Regions from separate parts of the Homo sapiens genome. Here region 2 is linked to region 1. The links are chromatin contacts, found by Hi-C or POLR2A ChIA-PET in ENCODE. All regions are on one chromosome and are shown on one strand. Each heading gives the region's core, a stretch centred on a gene start or an enhancer-like site at or near the end of the contact. The rest is flanking DNA. Distances are from core to core; before and after follow the strand shown. Region 1 overlaps UBE4B (ubiquitination factor E4B). Region 2 overlaps KIF1B (kinesin family member 1B).

Region 1 (3,013 bases), core at 312-2,811:
ATGGCTTTCGCGAACCGAGCACAGTCCAGCTGTAAGTAAATATCCGTCAGTTGGTCCAACAGCTTCTTTGGTTCAAAGCCGTATTTCTCAGGGTTTTCAACTTTCAGGTCACGGCACTTGGGGCCACAAAGTTGCTGAAGATTAAAGTTCAGCATTGCAGCCAATCGGGGTCCAAGCTCCTAGGAAATCACAGGATAATAGGACAATTCATGCTGTTGAGACAAGTGAAAAGGACCAAAAACTCCCATTTCAGTGGAGGAACAGGAATTGGTTGGATTAATCTTCAAAGAATCCTTACAGGTGCTGTGTATCATAAGCTGAAGAAAGACAACATTATATTTCAACTTTACTCCCCATTTCTGATCTGATAATTCTAATACTTAATGGAATGTTGCAGGCTGATGAAATATTTATTTATAAATACCAAAAGAAGCCAAACTTTTCTTTACATTTATGCTTTTAATTAAAAAAAGTATCACTCCAAATTCATTGAGAAACAAGTAAAAGAGAGAAAATTATACAAATCTTACCATTATCTGAGCAAAAAAAGTTTTGAGTCAGCTCTTCCAGCCAGTATTTCATAAACTTTTTTCCCCATAAATGTTAAAAGCCCCTGGCAGTTCAGTCTGTGTCATTCTTATGTACTTATCAGATACAAATAACAAAGTAATGCAAGGAAAGAAGATAAAAGTTATGCCTTGAATAGTTTTAAATCTAGTCAATGAGACAGAGTAAACTTAAATGAAACACCTGGAAAATAGTAATAATCTATGCTGTAATCTCACAAGGTGACTCAGTACCCACTACGGTTGGGCATACATGGTTTTAAGCAAACCTGAAACAGGAAGATGTGGCTTAGAGAGCATTAAACACTGGCCATAAAAGGGAGTCACGAAAGCATTCCTTTAAGTCACAAGGTTTTCATGAAATGTAATAACTGGATTTATACAAATTCAACATATACTTAGCTTTTCAAGAATTTGCTTTTGCACAGAGTACTCCTGTATTTCACTGTTGAGAAGCTGTGAAATAAAAGAGTCATAACAGGACAGAGTTGGTCATTCTGTTTGAAGTAGGAGAGATCTGAGCTAGTCAGTAAAGAAGGTGAAAATGCAAACCTTAAAGGTTTGCAAAATGAAATGCCTTTACACTTTGTCTGCAAAGGCCAGATAGTAAATAGTGTAGCAAAGGAAATGAAAACATCACAGCAGGCACAGGCACAGGCTGGGGCCAAAAGAACAGGGCTACAGTGTACAGATGGCTCAGGTCTATGAGCAGGCCTTAAAATAAATTTATTTATTTATTTTTGAGAAGAGTCTTGCTCTGTTACCCAGGTTGGAGTGGCGTGATCTCGGCTCACTGCGACCTCTGCCTTTTGGGTTCAAGTGATTCTCCTGCCACAGCTTCCCAAGTAGCTGGGATTACAGGCATGCACTACCACGCCTGGCTAATTTTTGTATTTTTAGTAGAGACGGGGTTTCGCCATGTTGGCCAGGCTGGTCTGGAACTCCTGACCTCAGGTGATCCACCCTTCTTGGCCTCTCAAAGTGCTGGGATTACAGGCATGAGCCACCGTGCTTGGCCTTATGCCAGGTACTTCTATGTGTGTTTTCGCTTAGTCTTCCCAACAAGTGTACAAAATAGGTGGGTGTTGACCTTGTTACAAAGGAATTAATCAACTATTTACTATCTGGCCTTCACAGAATTCTGCAAACCTTGAAGGGAGGCCAGTGTCTGGCCAGTGAGCTGTTTTGTTTCATGCTCCATGGCCTTGCACTTTGCAAACTTTTAAGGGAGGCCAGTGTCTGAGCTGTTTTGTTTCGTGTTCCATGGCTCTTGCACTGAAATCTGTTTATGAAGAGACATGAGGTGGAAAGTTAAAAGAGTGGAAAAGAGTTGTCCCCAGGCCAGGGAGTGGCAATAGTGCCTCTGCTGATGACAGGAGTCACATAACAGAGAGTCACATAACGAAGGTAAGAGCAAATACAGAAAATCAGGGGAAATATGCAGTAACGTCATATTCCATTGTAAAGTAAACATGTCTCCACATAGGCAAATGGCTACCGAATCTTAGGTCCCCGTCTTGCCTTCCTCACTACCCTTGTCCTGGCCACACCATAAAACTTTTCAACTTTGTGGTGGGGGTGGCTGAAGCAGGGCAGAAATCTTCAGTGATGCTGCTCAGTTTCAATTTTAGAAATAGGAACCAGGTCTTACTAGTTGAGAACAAACATTCTGACTATTTGCAATCCACCATAAACCCTAGTGATGGCCGGCTCCCATTAACCTTTGGCTTCCTGAGTGTAACAAAGGTACAGCTAAGAGAGCCAAAGATTTTACACGGTCTCAATTATTCTACTTAATATCCTTCCATTGTCAACAGCTGTTACCTTATGCTTTTTCTTCTTCTTTTTTTTTTTTTTTTGAGATGGAGTCTCACTCTGTCGCCCAGGCTGGAGTGCAGTGGCACCATCTCGGCTCACTGCCAGCTCTGCCTCCCGGGTTCACGCCATTCTCCTGCCTCAGCCTCCTGAGTAGCTGGGACTACAGGTGCCCACCACCACGCCCAGCTAATTTTTTGTACTTTTAGTAGAGATGGGGTTTCACTGTGTTAGCCAGGATGGTCTCCATCTCCTGACCTCGTGATCTGCCCGCCTTGGGCTCCCAAAGTGCTGGGATTACAGGCGTGAGCCACCGCACCCGGCACCTTATGCTTTTTCTATAAGTAAAATATAGGAATCAATAATGGTAAAAATATGTCATGACATCAACATGAATAATCCAATGTACTGTCTAAGCACAAAGTGCAGTAAGGCATTTGGAAGTGGCTGTAGACTATGTGGTGACATCAGACATCTGCTCTTCAGTCCATCAACAGAGTCTGGTATCAATTAGCATAACTGGGAACAAAATCAGTCACAGAATTTCACTTATTGATGACTGTGATCCTAAAATTTCCAGAACTTCAACAACTGCTAAAGTTATAAGTGAGAGAGTCTGAATGTGGAGTCCA
Region 2 (3,013 bases), core at 371-2,870, 84 kb before region 1:
TCACTGCAACCACCTCATCCCGGGTTCAAGAAATTCTCCCGCCTCAGCCTCCTGAGTAGCTGGGATTACTGGCATCCACCACTACAACTGGCTAATTTTTTTATTTTTAGTAGAGACAGGGTTTCACCATGTTGGCCAGGCTGGTCTCGAACTCCTGACCTCAGGTGATCTGCGCATCTCCGCCTCCCTAACTGCTGGGATTACAGGCGTGAGCCACTGCACCTGGCCCACATTACTATTTCAAGGCACCCGTTAAGCCCTGAAATATTGGAACACATCAGAAATGGAGCTGGGCGCGGTGGCTCCCACTTGTAATCCCAGCACTTTGGGAGGCCAAGGCAGGTGTATCACTTGAGGTCAGGAATTCGAGACTAGCCTGGCGAACATGGTGAAACCCCATCTCTACCAAAAACACAAAAATTAGCCAGAAATAGTGGTGTGTGCCTATAATCCCAGCTACTGGGGAGGTTGAGGCAGGAGAATCACTTGAACCCGGGAGGCAGAGGTTGCACTGAGCTGATATTAATGCACTGCACTCCAGCCTGGGTGACAGAGTAAGACTTCATCTCAAGAAAAAAAAGAGAAATGAAAATTAGAAAGTTATTGAATGAATCCAACCACTATTTGAAAGCAGCTTTTTTTTTTTTTTTTTTTTTTTTGAGACAGAGTCTCCCTCTGTCGCCCTAGCTGAAGGGGAGTGGCACGATCTCGGCTCACTGCAAGCTCCACCTCCCAGGTTCACGCCATTCTCCTGCCTCAGCCTCCTGAGTAGCTAGGACTACAGGCGCCCGCCACCACGCCCAGCTAATTTTTTTGTATTTTTAGTAGAGACGGGGTTTCACCGTGTTAGCCAGGATGGTCTTGATCTCCTGACCTTGTGATCCACCCGCCTCGGCCTCCCAAAGTGCTGGGATTACAAGCGTGAGCCACCGCGCCTGGCCATGAAAGCTCTTTTTAAAGATCTTACTATGTACTTCAGAAAAGCATTTGGTAATGAAGCATTCATTACAAATACAGTGTTATTTCTGAAATCTAAGGTTGACAAGTATGTAAATGATTAGTGTGTGTGTATTTATGTAATGTAGTATATAGTGGAATCACAGACTAAGTCATTTTGGAGTGTAATTAACTGCATGTTACCAGTATTCAGAAAAGACCCTGGTATAAAGTAGATGCTCAGTAAATACTCTGTGATAATGTTTATCCATCCTAGGTAAGTTAGCAGCCAAAATTTGGAAATGAACCACATTACAGCAAAATTACTTTTTTGACTGAAATGCATGAAGTCTCACCACCCACATTAAAAGTGATTTATCATGTCATTAATCCAGTCACACTATATTTCAGGGACTGACTATGAATGCTTTAAAGCTTAATCTTTCTCCCTCACTCATACACACAAAGCTTTAGCTCCTCATATTTGAAATGAAACAGAATCTTTATGGCATGTGGTCATGAAATCTCCTCAAAGACTGGATATCTCAACCAATCTACTCCTTTGAGATGTGGCAAGGCCACATCCCAGGCTATCAGTGAGATCAGGATTAAAAAATAAATCTGTCTCGCACAGCTGTTGCTCAGTACACAAATAGCAACAGTTGCTACGGTGCTTAGTTCTCTCTCTTGCTGGATTCCACTGGGTACAGCCACGCATTTATGTTCCAACCTCAAATGCTGACAGAGTATTAATAAAGCTCACACTGTACATAATCATGTGACAAGGAGACATGGTTCTAGAAGGAACATCTCTCCACATGCAAATGGTAATCCAAGCAAAGAAGTATACTTCTAACCAAAGAGGAATTAAATGCAAGATTTAAAAAACAGCCAACATTCACAGAACACTTACTCTGAGCCATAAGTACTTTCTGTCTACGAACCTTTTTTTTTCCTGAGACAGGATCTAACTCTGAGGCCCAGACTGGAGTACAGTGGTACAACCACAATTCACTACAGACTCAACCTCCTGGGCTCCAGTGATCCTCCCACCTCAGCCTCTGGAGTAGATGGGACCACAGGTTCATGCCACTACACCCGGCTAATTATTTTTCTTTTTTGTAGAGATGGGAGTCTCACTATGTTGCCCAGGCTGGTCTCAAACTCCTGGGCTCAAGCCATCCTCATGCCTCAGCTTCCCAAAGTGCTGGGATTACAGGTGTGAGCCACCACACCAGACCTACTAACCTATTTGATGCTCCCAAGCACTCAATGAGCCAGATGTTTCATTACCCCCATTTTACAGATAGATAAACCATCACAGAGAGGTTAAATAAGTTATTCATGGCTCCAGAGCTAGCTAGTGGCAGATTCAGGATGCAATTTTGGAGGGTTTGGCTCCAGAGTTCACACTCTTAGCCCAGACACCATCATTTAAATGCTTATTCCCTATATGCAGCATTGTCAAGGCTAAAGGCAGGAAGGCATTTTCATGGAAATACATGTGCACACCTACATGTATGTGGCCACCCCACTAAAATCACACTGTAGGCATTGTTTAAAATTCTCTTTATTGGCCAGGCACAGTGGCTCACATCTGTAATCCCAGTACTTTGGGAGGCTGAGGTGGGCAGATCACCTGAGGTCAGGAGTTGCAGACCAGCCTGTCCAACATGGTGAAACCCCATCTCTGTTAAAAATATAAAAAATCAGTGCAGCGTGGTGGGGCACGCCTGTAATCCCAGCTACTCGGGAGGCTAAGTAAGACAGGAGAATTGCTTGAACCCGAGAGGTGGAGGTTGCAGTGAGCCAAGATCACACCACTGTACTCCAGCCTGGGTACAAAAGAGCAAAACTCCATCTCAAAACAAAAAAAAACTGTCTTTATGACCTGGCTCGGTGACTCACACTTATAATCCCAGCACTTTGGGAAGCTCAGGCAGGAGGATCGCTGGAGTACAGGAATTTGAGACCAGCCTGGGCAACATGGTGAAATCTCATCTCCACAAAAAATACAAAAGTTAGCTAGGCATGGTGGTGTGTGCCTGCACTCCCAGCTACTCAGGGGGCTTAGGTA

What was found. A loop is a pair of places that touch in the nucleus more often than their neighbours do. ChIA-PET counts read pairs that join two places held with the same protein, here RNA polymerase II (POLR2A). Pooled maps may share reads with other maps.
Region 2: a loop to region 1 is called in a pooled map, with 4 times the contacts of the local background. The contact joins two enhancer-like sites. A Hi-C loop is called at or near these places in 2 of 50 pooled maps. POLR2A ChIA-PET finds 5 or more read pairs at or near these places in 8 of 52 experiments (GM10248, H1, HEK293 and 4 more).

The regions. Positions count from the first base shown.
Region 1 is chr1:10,168,304-10,171,316 of GRCh38, reverse strand. It overlaps UBE4B (ubiquitination factor E4B), which reads right to left. Exons shown (of 28, transcript NM_001105562.3): 25 at 1-179. Among named protein-coding and RNA genes, the nearest start is that of KIF1B, 41 kb to the left of the region's middle. RefSeq lists an enhancer at 724-773. Within about 2 kb of position 1,561, at least 3 of the 41 ENCODE cell types and tissues checked have a DNase peak (open chromatin) inside an H3K27ac peak, as active enhancers do.
Region 2 is chr1:10,252,523-10,255,535 of GRCh38, reverse strand. All of the region lies in intron 2 of KIF1B (kinesin family member 1B), which reads right to left. Among named protein-coding and RNA genes, the nearest start is that of KIF1B, 43 kb to the right of the region's middle. Within about 2 kb of position 1,620, at least 9 of the 41 ENCODE cell types and tissues checked have a DNase peak (open chromatin) inside an H3K27ac peak, as active enhancers do.